Regions from separate parts of the Homo sapiens genome. Here region 1 is linked to region 2. The links are chromatin contacts, found by Hi-C or POLR2A ChIA-PET in ENCODE. All regions are on one chromosome and are shown on one strand. Each heading gives the region's core, a stretch centred on a gene start or an enhancer-like site at or near the end of the contact. The rest is flanking DNA. Distances are from core to core; before and after follow the strand shown.

Evidence for each region. Hi-C counts contacts between places; a loop is a spot of excess contacts on that map. ChIA-PET counts read pairs that join two places held with the same protein, here RNA polymerase II (POLR2A). Pooled maps may share reads with other maps.
Region 1: a pooled map shows a loop between it and region 2 (3-fold over the local background). The contact joins two enhancer-like sites. A Hi-C loop is called at or near these places in 116 of 168 maps with a recorded cell type or tissue (A673, B cell, CD14-positive monocyte and 67 more), 37 of 37 single-sample maps with no recorded cell type and 48 of 50 pooled maps. POLR2A ChIA-PET finds 5 or more read pairs at or near these places in 48 of 52 experiments (A549, A673, AG04449 and 34 more).

What each region holds. Positions count from the first base shown.
Region 1 is chr17:59,841,135-59,848,181 of GRCh38, forward strand. It overlaps VMP1 (vacuole membrane protein 1), which reads left to right. Exons shown (of 12, transcript NM_030938.5): 12 at 1-1,121. It overlaps MIR21 (microRNA 21), which reads left to right and starts at 132; the gene lies at 132-203. It also overlaps the pseudogene RNU6-450P. RefSeq lists silencers at 1,193-1,387, 6,432-6,531 and an enhancer at 5,405-6,393. Within about 2 kb of position 4,602, at least 36 of the 41 ENCODE cell types and tissues checked have a DNase peak (open chromatin) inside an H3K27ac peak, as active enhancers do; they include GM12878, HCT116, IMR-90 and 4 more, where a contact is called at or near this core.
Region 2 is chr17:59,759,870-59,766,938 of GRCh38, forward strand. It overlaps VMP1 (vacuole membrane protein 1), which reads left to right. Exons shown (of 12, transcript NM_030938.5): 6 at 5,102-5,269. Among named protein-coding and RNA genes, the nearest start is that of VMP1, 56 kb to the left of the region's middle. Within about 2 kb of position 2,787, at least 7 of the 41 ENCODE cell types and tissues checked have a DNase peak (open chromatin) inside an H3K27ac peak, as active enhancers do; they include GM12878, HCT116, IMR-90 and 4 more, where a contact is called at or near this core.

The sequences.
Region 1 (7,047 bases), core at 3,352-5,851, 83 kb after region 2:
GGTTCGATCTTAACAGGCCAGAAATGCCTGGGTTTTTTTGGTTTGTTTTTGTTTTTGTTTTTTTATCAAATCCTGCCTGACTGTCTGCTTGTTTTGCCTACCATCGTGACATCTCCATGGCTGTACCACCTTGTCGGGTAGCTTATCAGACTGATGTTGACTGTTGAATCTCATGGCAACACCAGTCGATGGGCTGTCTGACATTTTGGTATCTTTCATCTGACCATCCATATCCAATGTTCTCATTTAAACATTACCCAGCATCATTGTTTATAATCAGAAACTCTGGTCCTTCTGTCTGGTGGCACTTAGAGTCTTTTGTGCCATAATGCAGCAGTATGGAGGGAGGATTTTATGGAGAAATGGGGATAGTCTTCATGACCACAAATAAATAAAGGAAAACTAAGCTGCATTGTGGGTTTTGAAAAGGTTATTATACTTCTTAACAATTCTTTTTTTCAGGGACTTTTCTAGCTGTATGACTGTTACTTGACCTTCTTTGAAAAGCATTCCCAAAATGCTCTATTTTAGATAGATTAACATTAACCAACATAATTTTTTTTAGATCGAGTCAGCATAAATTTCTAAGTCAGCCTCTAGTCGTGGTTCATCTCTTTCACCTGCATTTTATTTGGTGTTTGTCTGAAGAAAGGAAAGAGGAAAGCAAATACGAATTGTACTATTTGTACCAAATCTTTGGGATTCATTGGCAAATAATTTCAGTGTGGTGTATTATTAAATAGAAAAAAAAAATTTTGTTTCCTAGGTTGAAGGTCTAATTGATACGTTTGACTTATGATGACCATTTATGCACTTTCAAATGAATTTGCTTTCAAAATAAATGAAGAGCAGCTGTCCTTCTTTCCTCTTTTAAGTGTTCAGCTGTGGCATGCTCAGAGGTTCCTGCTGGATTCCAGCTGGAGCGGTGTGATACCCTTCTTTTTCAGCTGTTCGTGCCTTCCTTTCTTGTATCCACCAAAGTGGAGACAAATACATGATCTCAAAGATACACAGTACCTACTTAATTCCAGCTGATGGGAGACCAAAGAATTTGCAAGTGGATGGTTTGGTATCACTGTAAATAAAAAGAGGGCCTGGGAATTCTTGCGATTCCATCTCTACTTTGTATAAGTCTCATTTTGTGCCTTACACATCTGCAGTATTTATCATGTTCCAACTTGGTGACTGTCAGGCAGTGCAATACATCAGCAGTTTATCACCGAAGAGCTGAGGAATACCTCCCTTAAAACAGACAATGTCGGCCGGGCGCGGTGGCTCACACCTGTAATCCCAGCACTTTGGGAGGCCAAGGCGGGCAGATCACCTGAGGTCAGGAGTTTGAGACCAGCCTGGCCAACATGGCGAAACCCCATCTCTACTAAAAATATAAAAAATTAGCCGGGCGTGGTGGTGCACGCCTGTAATCCCAGCTATTCAGGAGGCTGAGGCAGGAGAATCCCTTGAACGCAGGAAGCAGAGTTTGCAGTGAGCCGAGATGGCGCCACTGCACTCCAGCCTGGGTGACAGAGCAAGACAAAAAAAATAACAGATGATGTCATATGAAAATGTGCAATGTCCAGTTTTCCCATAGTTTTCTGTATTCTCTGTGTGCATAATCTGGAGTATGAGTCTGGGAAGAAAAAGGTTTTTAGTTTCATTTGGATAGTGGCCACCTCTCCATTCCCTACGAATGCTAGAATGAAGTTACTTTTTTTTTTTTTTTTTTTTTTTTTGAGACAGAGTCTTGCTCCGTCGCCCAGGCTAGAGTGCAATGGTACAATCTCGGCTCACTGCCACTTCCGCCTCCCAGGTTCAAGCGATTGTCCTGCCTCAGCCTCTGGAGTAGTTGGGATTCCAGGCGCCCACCACCACACCAGGCTAGTTTTTGTATTTTTAGTAGAGACGGGGTTTGGCCATGTTGGTCAGGCTGGTCTCGAACTCCTGACCTGAGGTGATCCACCTGCCTCGGTCTCCCAAAGTTCTGGGTTCACAGACGTGAGCCACCATGCCCACGTAGAATGAAGTTTCTTAAATACACTAGTTAATTATTGAAACATATGCAGTATTGAGTGCTCCTACACAAACACGCTCAGCCTCTGCCCCCAGTGTGCTCTGTGCTATCCACAGCCTTAGTAGAACATGAGGCTTTTTGTCATTTCACCAGTCATTCAATAATGACTCATTTGAGTATGGATCATGCACTAGCTAAATAACCAGTTGCGCTCATGTACCCTGAAGCAAATTGTTTAGCCTGACCCATGTGTAAGAAGATCACAGAGATTCCCAACCTTTCAGTGTCAAAAAGCCTTTCCATATATATTACTTTAAAACCCATTTTCCCCCATGTGTAATAGTCTATGTTAATGACGGTTCGGGTTTCTTCTACATTGTTTGTGACCTGAGAAAGTTTAAAAGAGCCTCAGTTTCTTTCATCTATAAAAATAAAAGAGATAGAAGGACAGTTTACCTAAGGAATAAATCTGGTAACATGTAAAGTACTGAAATAGGCTGGGTGCAGTGGCTCATGCTTATAATCCTAATACTTTGGGAGGCCAAGGCAGGAGGATCCCTTTTAGGCCAAGAGTTCAATAAATAGGGCCGGGCATGGTGGCTCACGCCTGTAATCCCAGCACTTTGGGAGGCCAAGGTGGGCAGATCACCTGAGTTCGAGACCAGCCTAACCAACATGGCGAAATCACATCTCTACTAAAAATACAAAAATGTAGCAGGCACGGTGGCACATGCCTGTAATCCCAGCTACTCGGGAGGCTGAGGCAGGAATCGCTTGAACCCAGGAGGCAGAGGTTGCAGTGAGCCGAGATCTTGCCATTGCACTCCAGCCTGGGCAACAAGAGTGAAACTCCGTCTCAAAACAAACAAACAAAAAAGAGTTCAGTAAAAGTACAGCAATAAAAGTTATCCACCTCCACCACCCCAGCTTTTTTTTTTTTTTTTTTTTTTTTTTGAGAGTGAGGTTTTACTGTGTCACCCAGGCTGGAGTGTGGTGGCACAGTCATGGCTCTTTACAGCCTTGACCTCCCAGGCTCAAGAAATTCTCCTACCTCAGCCTCCCTGGCAAGGACCAGCATGAACCACCATACCTGGGTAATTTTTTAATTTTTTGTAAAGACAGGGTCTCAATATTTTGCCCAGGCCAGTCTTGAATTCCCAGGCTCGAGCGATCCTGCCGTGGCCTCCCAAAGTGCTGGGATGACAGGTGTGAGCCACCATGCTGGGCATTCCCAATGAAAGACTGAGGCCAGGCACAGTGGCTCACGCCTGTCATCCCAGCCTTTTGGGAGGCCAAGACAGGATCACTTGAGGTCAGGAGTTCAAGACCAGCCTGGCCAGCATGGTGAAACCCTATCTCTACTAAAAATACAAAAATTAGCCAGGCGTGGTGGCGTATGCCTGTAATCTCAGCTACTCGGGAAACAGGCAGGAGAGTCACTTGAACCCGGAAGGCAGACGTTGCAGTGACCTGAGATCGTGCCACTGCACTCCAGCCTGGGCAACAGAGCAAGACACCATCTCGCAAAAAAAAAAAAAAAAAAAAAAAAAAAGTGAGCATCTGATACACATGCAAGAATTTCACAACATTGCATTCACTCCTCCAGAAACAAAGATATATTTTAAAATGCTTTCTTAGCATATGTGCTCTGGTTTTCTAGCAGATACTCTGTCAAACTTTTGATAAGTGAAAAATTTACCGAAGAATTTAAAACCAAAAACAGTTTTTTAACTTTCCCACCTGAAAATATTGACCATTTTCTAATTTATTTTCATTATAAAGAATATTGGTTATCATGGTTGCTCATGCCTGTAATTCTAGCACTTTGGTAGGCCAAGGCAGGCAAATCACTCCTGAGCCCAGGAGTTCGAGACCAGCCTGGACAACATAATGAGACCTCCCTACAAAATATTTAAAAGTTAGCCAAGTGTGACAGTATGTGCCTATAGTCCCAGGCTGAGGTGGATCACCTCATTAGTGAGCCGTGATTGTGTCACTGCACTCCAGCCTGAGTGACACAGACCCTGCCTCAAAAAATATATATATAAATACTAAAACATCTGGAAGGAAAGAGGAGAAAAGGGAGTATCAGCTTTTAATACTTGTTACAAGGTCAGTCTAGAAAATACAGTGAGATTTGCTGGGTAAATAGGTTTTGAACCATGAAAAAATTGATGGCATGCAAGATCTTCCTCAATAGACCTAAGAGTCTCATTTCTATTAAAAAATACAAACAACTGCTTCATTTTATTCATAAATAATTTTTTGAGGTGCTACAAAAAATTAAAACTAAGCAGGAGTTTAAAGTTTTTGAAAAGCCAAGTAACATTTTATCTCTAACATTTATTGAATCCTCTCCAGTATTTACACAACGTAAATGAGATACTACACACAAAACCCTTGTGTCTGAAGGTAAATTTATTTATTCTCAAAGACAACAAGAAGAGAAAGCACATCATGTATTTTAAACTTTAGAAGCAACTGAGTCATTAGTGTCTGGTGGACAGGAGCTAGGGATCCTATCCCTTCCCAACAAGGCCAAGAGTTCACCTGAGGTAATGCATTTGCCTTGGGGGCGAGGCCTTGAATTGCAGCAAATAACCTGTGTGTATTTGCATATTTAACCAGTACTCTTAAGAAGGATTATACAAAAACCTGTTCCAGACAGCTGCTTACTCATTGCCTTTAAAATTGCGTGGTGCTGGGATTGGCAGGTGCCAACTGTTTGCTCATTCTCTTTGACCCACTAGCCTTGCAGTTTGCTGTGTGGGTGTTGATACTCCTAAATTAAAGCAGGGAAGGGGTGGTTTTAGATGGCTTTTAACACCTGCTCTCCACCCAAGCACCCTGGATTCATTTGATATCTGGATTCTAATTCTGTAGTCAGGAGACTGGCCCAAACTGTGGCCCAGAGAGAAGTGAGTCAGTTGCAAGTGGCTAGCTGACTCTATGGGAACAGAAATAAAATGCAGCTTAGAGAGTTTGTCAGCCAAATCCACAAATGTGTGGCTTTTTGAAACATTGGACATCTGTTCCTCTTAATTTAAAATAAACTTTTTTTTTTTTTTTTTTTAAGCACAAAGTTGCTTGGCTCCTTGTTTCTTTGTGTCAGCAGCAGTTGCTGCTCTAATTTAGGAACCCTAGGATCTGATTTAGGACATTTGGAATCTTTAAGGCACATTCGATCTAGAAAGTGGAACTGAATTGCTTTGGGAAGGCAAGAGGATGATTTTACAGTATAGGGTTTGTGTGGAAATCCCCTTCAGCAGTAATCAACCCAGGTGTCCAACCTGTTTGTTAACCATTTCCAAATGACTCAGAGGACCTAGAGGGAGGGCTTGAACACACTCCAGCACTGTTTCTACAATTTAGCCTTTATTTGCATTGGAAACCACATTCCTGAATTCTTGAGGGGGCAGGCTCTGGCTTATTCTGGGCAACTGACTTCAAGTGGGACCCCTGAGCTACCTATGTAAGCAAAGAGTCAGCCATCTCTGGAGAGTTACCAGGGAGGAGGATCTTTCTGTGAACTTGCTTTGATGACCTCCACCCAAAGCCCTTTGAGGAACAGTTTTGTTTATTCAAGGAGCCCTTGGCAGGTCACTCCTCCCCTACCACAAATCTAATCCAAATGCGACATTTTCCTTTGAGGCCATCTATCCCTTTTGGGGGACAAAACACATCAGCTTTTCCCTTCAGACCACTTTTGACTGAAGCAGTGATCAACATTGCTTAATTGTGTTCCAGTCTGTTTCCAGCGGGGAAAAAATGCTTTAGGGGAGTGAGGCAGTTAGGGATTTGAAAACAGGGATGGTGCCGCCTGAAGGTGGGGAATGACTTAGATCACTGTCTTCCTTTGGCTCCTCACCATGTTGTGTGGAGGAAACGAAAAGCAGCTCAAGTTCACTCCTCTTGGCAGTAGTGCAGAAGCCTGGCTTGCCACGGCCCTGGAGAACCATGTTTTTCCCAACTTTTTTTTTTTTCTTTTGAGACGGAGTTTCACTCTTGTTGCCGAGGCTGGAGTGCAGTGGCGCAATCTCGGCTCACTGCAGCCTCCGCCTTCCAGGTTCAAAGCGATTCTCCTGCCTCAGCCTCTCAAGTAGCTGGGATTACAGGTGCATGCCACCACACTCGGCTAATTTTTTGTATTTTTTTCAGTAGATACGGGGTTTCATCATGTTGGCCAGGCTGGTCTCGAACTCCTAACCTCAGGTGATCCACCCGCCTCGGCCTCCCAAAGTGCTGGGATTACAAGCATGAACCACCATGCCCAGCCTTTTTTTTTTTTTTTTTTTTTTTTAATACAGAACACAAATTTGAGTGTCATTCTTGTGCAGGGGCCATGCTAATCTTCTGTATATTGTTCCAATTTTGGTGTATGTGCTGCCAAAGCAAGCACCCAGCTTCTTTTCATTAGTTAAGAAGATGAAGGCCAAGACTAAGGCAGGGAGGCCTTTCTCTGCCTTTCACTCTTTAGTGCACCTCACAGTCAGTTGCACTTGAGTAAGGACTGCTAAACCTCTCTGAGAGCTGCCAGATGTTCCTGCCTAGCCTCAGGTTGTTGGTTCTTCAGACACCTCTTCATTCTGCCCATTGCACCAGCCCTTTCCCATCTCCATGTTCCCTCCATGGTAATTTCTTTGTACACAACAACCACACGGAGCACCAGCAATCAAGATTAGCTCCCGGGAACTCTGGCGTGCCCTGTACCAGGAAGCACAGTGGATTACTACAACTTTTGATAATGATTGTTTGCTTTGTACCAGGCATTATTTTCAGGGCTGTTTCACATGTGTTGTACTTAACAACCCCATGAGGAAATTAAGGCAGGGTGGTTCAGTAATTTGTCAAGGGAAACAAGGAAGTAGAGCAGGCAGCAGAGGCGTTCTGGCTCTGAACTACTCTGTTCTGTAGAAATCAGTGCAAAAGTCCAAGCTTCAGCATACTTGTTTCATCTTGTGATCACAGGTAGTTTTTTTTGTTTTTTTTTTGTTGTTGTTGTTGTTGTTTATTTGTTTGTTTTGAGATGGAGTCTC
Region 2 (7,069 bases), core at 1,537-4,036:
TTTGTTTTGTTTTGTTTTGTTTTGTTTTTTGGTGTTTTTTTTTTTTTTTTTTTTGGTATTGAATTTATTTGCTTGTTTGTTCTACTTCTTTTAAAATTTTTAGTGGTATAGCTAGGTGTAGTGATGCATGCCTGTGGTCCCAGCTACTCGGGAGGCTGAGGTAGAATCTCATGAGCCTGGGCAGTCAAGACTCCACTGAGCTGTGATCACACTACTGCCCTCCAGCCTGGGCAACAGGGTAGGACCCTTTCTCAAAAAAAAAAAAGAAAAAAAAAATTAGTGGTTGTCCTAAGGTTTGCAATATGCTCCATTAACTTACAGGGTGAACAATGAAGTATTGTTTTCTCATTTTGTATAAAATATAACAACCTTATAATAGTGTTCTTCATTTCCTCCTCCCATAATTTATAATTTATGCTTTAGTTGTCATACATTTTACTTCTTGTATATTTTACTTCCTCATATGTCGTAAATCCACAGTACTGTTTTGAAATATATTTTTTTGAAATATATTTTCCCTAGCTCCCAGATTCACAGGTATTTTTTTCTTTGACATTTTAAAGAAGTAATTCTGATGTCCTGTGGTTTGCATTATTTCTGATGAAAAGTCTGACCTATTTTTCCCTGTAGATGTTTTATTTTTATCTACTCTATTGTTTTTAAGACTTTTCCTCTTGTCATTGAATTATAGCAATTTCATTATGACATGATTGTGATGATTTTTAGCAGTTTGATTATGTTTTATTTTCTATTTTCTTTTTTCTTTTTTTGAGATGGCATCTTGCTCTGACGTCAGGCTGGAGTGCAGTGGCGCAATCTCGGCTCACTGCAATCTCCGCCTCCCGGATTCAAGCCATTCCCCTGCCTCAGCCTCCCGAGTAGCTGGGATTACAGGTGCGCACCACCATACCCAGCTAATTTTTGTATTTTTAGTAGGGATGGGGTTTCACCATGTTAGCCAGGATGGTCTCAATCTCCTGACCTCATGATCCACCCACCTTGGCCTCCCAAAGCGCTGGGATTACAGGCGTGAGCCACCATGCCCGGCCTATATGTTTTCTTTTCTTTTCTTTTTTGTGCTGGCATGCAGTGTTGAGATCTCAGCTCACCGCACCCTCTGCCTCCTGGGTTCAAGCGATTCTCCTGCCCCAGCCTCCCCAGTAGCTGGGATTATAGGCACTTGCCACCATGCCCGGCTAATTTTTTGTATTTTTAGTAGAGACAGGTTTCACCATGTTGGCCAGGCTAGTCTCGAACTCCTGACCTCATGATCCACCCACCTTGGCCTCCCAAAGTGCTGGGATTACAGGCGTGAGCCACCGCACCCAGCCCATGTGTTTTATTTTCTTTGTGTCGATCCTGACTGGATTTGTTCAGTTTCTTAAGTCTGTGGATTGATACTTTTCATCAAATCTGGGTCTGTTTCTATTGAGCAATATTTCTTTTGGTTATGAGTTATAATTTGCTGCTTCGCATATCTAGTAATATTATATTGAGTGCTAGTAATTTTTAATTGAATGCTAGATATGTAGTATTAAATTGTTGATTGTATGGATTTTGTCTTCCACTATAGAACATTGATGTGGGGGGAGGGTGAAGGGGACAATTAAGTTACCTGTGGATCAGCTTGATCTTTTTAAGACTTGTTTTAAACCCTGTTAGGGTCAGACTAGAGTAGCTTTCACCTTAGGACCAGAAGGAAAGGTCGTACCTACCCAGGCATGACCTTTCTGGGTTGAATGCTGAGTCTCTCTACTCTAGCTGGTTGATCACAAATGTTTCCCAGGCCTGTGTGAACTCTGGGAATTGGTCAGTTTACAAATCCCCAGTAATTATTCTTTTCCCAGTAGTTCTTGTAGTTCTTTGCCTGGACTTGTGGTCTCACCTTAGCATGCAATGCAGCTTTGTGTGCCAGAGTCTGAAGGGGACCCCTGTGCAGATTTCTAGAGTTCCTTCTCTGTGTAGCTTTCTCTTTTCTGGTATACTGCCTCATAAATTCTGACTGCCTCAGCCTTCTTGAATCCTGAACTCGTGAACCCCAATCTCATTCTCAACTCGGCAGGAGCAACATGCTTTGTTTGGGCTCTTGCTCTTTTGACCATGGAATTTTTGGCAGGCATGGAATGTGTCTACAGACAAGAAGCCAGAGTCAATGTATGGTTTCTTCATTTTTATCCCTTCTCTTAGTAATCAAAGCCCTGTACTGCCTGTAGTACAATGTCTAAAAAGAATTGTCCCATATATTTTGTCCAGTTTTCTAATTGTTTGCTATAGAAATGAAAGTCTAGTATCCGTTACTTCATCCGCCGTGAGACAGAAAACCTTCAGCCATAGACCAGGATCCCTAACCCATGCTCCCACAAGAGTTGGAACCTGCTGCTCAGTAAATATATAAATTTTATATCCTGTGGCAGGTTTTATCCAGTTAGGCTTTTCAATTAATACTATAGCTGTTTGGGTCTTTACCCTCTTGTTTCTTTGTTTAGTATGGTTAAAAATGTGACTCATATTTGCTACATTGTAGTGAGACTTGTAGTTTTTAGAAAATATACTTTAAAAGTAGTTTGAATTATGTGTAACTTTTAAAACTTTTAATCAAAAATTTTTTTATTTGAATTTTTCATATAAACATATTTTTTCATTCAAATCGGTTATATTTAAAAACCATTAAGCTAAAATGTTGAATAGAACTTGTGAGGTTTCCTATCACTTAATATAGTTTAAACTATGAACAAAGGACAAGAAACTGAGTTGTTAATGTTCATTTTGTCTGGGAACCACCACATCTGCCTCAAAGGCTGAGTAATCATGACTTACTAGTGTGGTTATGGAAAATATATGTCAGTTTAGTTGAGTGAATGAACAGACTTCTTTAGAAGAAAGAATTCTCAAATCAGAGACTTGAAAAAACATTCTCAAATCAGATTGTTGAAAATTTCCCTTTTCAGAATAACTAAAAATGAAAACTATAAAGAACTTTTATTTTATTGGATAATGTGTTTAATCTGTTAGGATACATTTTTTATATTTCTGGAATGCAAATATAGCTTTTTCTTTCCTATCTATCCCAGAAATCTCATTATTTTAGCTCCCAGAGCAATTTATTTTTGTTCACTTGAAATTCATTTCTAACTTTAGCTGTAGACTACCTGTAGCCAAAGAGGACAGTAACATGGGGACAGCATGGACAAACTCTTAAATTTTCTTCTTTTTCACTTATTGGCATTCATATGTCTCTTTTGTGTTTTCTAATAGTAAAGGTGGAAGTTACAGCTGATTTCTTCTTTTTTTTTTAATTATGTCTGATAGCTATAATTGTATGAGGAGAAATGTTTCACAAACTATGCAGTTATTCTGAATATCACAAACTTTGGGGTTTTTTTGTAGTATCACAAAATAATTCTTTTTTCCCCCAAGTGTGAAATCTCTTGTGTGCACCTGGCATTTAAAGAAATGATTGTAGATTTCATGGTTAATCATAAGTTTTCAAAAACCTAAGTAGTCAAAGTATTTTCAAAATCTTATATAATTATTTTAATACTTTAATATTTCTGCATTTCCAAGAATTAAAAGTCCCCAAAAAGAGGAACAAAGGCTAAAACTTCACATCGATTTTTTTGATCCAGAAAAAACTAATAATTAACTGATTCAGTTCCAAGGATTTCATTTTTTAGGTATTATTTTAACAGAAAATGCCGATTCTATTTAGAGATAAATATCACATATGTGTGAACAACTTTGTATATTAACATCAAACAAAATTTTATTATCTTGATAGTAGAATGTCTTAGTTTTATTTTTATCACTAGATTTTATGTACTTTGAACCACAGATTCTTTCATCAAGTGATCTTAAAATACTTTCTTATACACAGAGCCCACTTACTTTTCTGTGGGACTGTCTCATTTATGAAAAATCATTGGAGAAATCTTTAATAGAAACCTTCAGATTCAGAAATACTTGCACAATATAATTAGTAATAAAATCTCGTGTATATATATGTAAATAATTTTATTCTACAAATAAAGTATTTATCTTCATAATAGCTGATGGCTGCTAGTTACTGTATGCTAGAGGACATCTATCAACCTATGCTTAAGGGACCCAGGAATTTATATTTTAACCAACTCCCTAGTATGCAGACACCTCATCTTGTGCTTTTAGGAACCATTGTGTAAAACTCATTGATACTGGTTTCACAGTTACATTTTTGCTTTATGATCTCACTGGGAAAGGTTACATGAGGTGGTAGATCACCAGCTGTTTTTAAGTAAGGACGTAAAGTGATATTCTCAAATTGTGCCTAAAAGAACAGTGGCTCAGGAAGTTTTTTTTAATAAAAGGAATTATCTAACAAATGAGAAATATAGATAAATAAAATAAAAGTCAAGCAAGGAATTAGATCAGTGGTTGCCGGGGACTAGGACTTGAGGGAGGGAATTGGCCACAGAGGAACACAAGGGATTTTTTTTTATAAGGGATGGGGCCTTGTTCCGTTGTCCAGACTGGAGTGCAGTGGCACAATCATAGCCCACTACAGCCTCCAACACCTGGGCTCAAGCAATGCCTCCTACCTCCTGAGTAGCTGGGACTACAGGCACATGCCACAATGCATGGCTAATTTTTTAAATTTTTGTAGAGATGAGGTCTTGCTTTGTAGCCCAGGCTGGTCTTGAACTCCTGGCTTCAAGCAGTCATCCTGGCTCAGCCGCCCAAAGTGGTGGGAATACAGGCATGAGCTGCTGTGCCTGGCCAAGGGATCATTTTTGCAGTAATGGAAATGTTCTGTATCTTGATTGGTGTGGTTATATGGCTGAATATGTTCGTCAAAGCTAATTGAAATGTAGACCTCAAATAAGTGACTCATTATGTGTAAATTTTACCTCAATAAATCTGATTTTTTTTTAAGTCAACCAGGAAGAGATTCTGGGAAGGATTATTTTCTTCATATTACTAACTGCATCTTGAAATTATTTAGAATTATTTTTGTTCTTTGAAAGCTAAGATTTTTCTTACACAGTAATTAATATATTTTTAAAATAATGTGTATTGATAATTTTTTAATAGTTCTTATCAGAAGTTTCTTGTATTTGTTTTATAGGGTCCACATATAGCCTCAGTTACATTAGCTGCTTATGAATGCAATTCAGTTAATTTTCCCGAACCACCCTATCCTGATCAGATTATTTGTCCAGATGAAGAGGGCACTGAAGGAACCATTTCTTTGTGGAGTATCATCTCAAAAGTTAGGATTGAAGCCTGCATGTGGGTAAGATATGCATTTTCATATTTGTTTAAAACTAACCTCACCATCTTGATAGTGTGTGTACCTTATTGAAATGGAATCTAAACATATTCCTTGTCAGTAAATGATTCAGTCAGTAACCAGCTACCTACTTCCAAGGCAAAAGAAACCTTTTAGAGCATCTCCTATTCATGAATGGCATTGAGAAGAAAGGCATGAACCATATGTATCACAAAGCAACTGAGGCCAAGTAGACTCCAGCAGGGCAAGGGAGTACAGATGATGGAACCACAGTTGAGCCTTGAACCATGTGTGGGTTAGGGGTGCCAACCCCCTGTGCAGTAGGAAATCCACATATAACTTTTGACTCCCCAAAAACTTAACTGCTAATAGCCTACTGTTGAACGGAAGCCTTAATGATAAATAGTAGATTAACACATATTTTGTATGTGTTAATACAGTATTGTATACCATATTACAAAGAAAATTATAAGGGAAAGGAAATATATTTATTATTAATTAAGTGGAAACGGATCATCATTTCCACTCCATTTTCATGTTGAAGAGGCTGAGGCTGAGGAGGAGGCGGAGGGAAAGAAGGGGTTGGTCTTGCTGTCTTAGGGGTGGCACAGGCAAAGGAGGTGGAGGAGGTAGATGGGGAGCCATGAGAGGCACACCCATTATCACTTGTACTGGCACAGTTCAAATCCATGTTGTTCAAGGGTCAACTGTATACTACATTATAAAATTTGTTCTAGTATTTCTATACCTGATAAACTTTTAGAATTTATCTAAGAGTTATATAAAATATATATAAATATTAGATTGGTAATATATAGTTATATATAAATATTAGATTGGTAAATGTCATATGTCTTACTTTTTTTAATTTAAAATTTTACTTTTATTTATTTGGCAAATAAAAATTGTGTGTGTGTATATGTATGTATGCATTTATTTATTTATATATTTATTTACTGAGACAGGGCCTTGCTCTGTTGCCCAGGCTGGAGTGCAATGGCGCCATCTCGGCTCATTGCAGCTTCAACCTCCTGGGCTCAAGTGATCCTCCCGTATGTCTTACTTTTAGATTAAAATACTGTGCTCTGGCTGGGCCTGGTGGCCATCCCTGTAATCTCAGCACTTTGGGCGGCCAAGGCAGGCAGATCACTTGAGGCCAGGAGTTCGAGATCAGCCTGGTCAACATGGTGAAACCCTGCCTCTACTAAAAATACACAGATTAGCCGGGCGTGGTGGCGCATACCTGTCATCTCAGCTACTGGGGATGCTGAGGCATGAGAATTGCTTGAACCCAGGAAGTAGGGGTTGCAGTGAACCGAGACCCGCCACCGCTCTCCAGCCTGGGCTACAGAGCGAGACTACATCTCAACAACAACAAGAAAATATTATGTTCTTAGAGAACTCATTTCATTTTCTGAGTTATTATAATGCTAACTAAAGTAAGGTCAGACATTTCTTAATATAAACCAAGCCTTATTATAGTGAACGTATCAGGCTGTATGATCGTATATGGCAATTTTACTTTCAGTTGTTCCAGTTATTCTTTTTGTGGTTTGCTTAAGTTTATTTTACAAAATTCTTTGGACAGCATGTTAAGTGGCAGATGGATTCTAATCCACACAATTTTTTTTGTGTGCCTAAATTTTTTTTTTTGCTTTTTTTTTGAGACAGTCTTGCTCTGTCGCCCGGGCTAAAGTGTGGTAGCGCAATCTCGGCTCACTGCAACCTCTGTCTCCCAGGTTCAAGCAATTCTCCTGCCTCAGCCTCCCCAGTAGCTGGGATTACAGGCACCCGCCACCACGC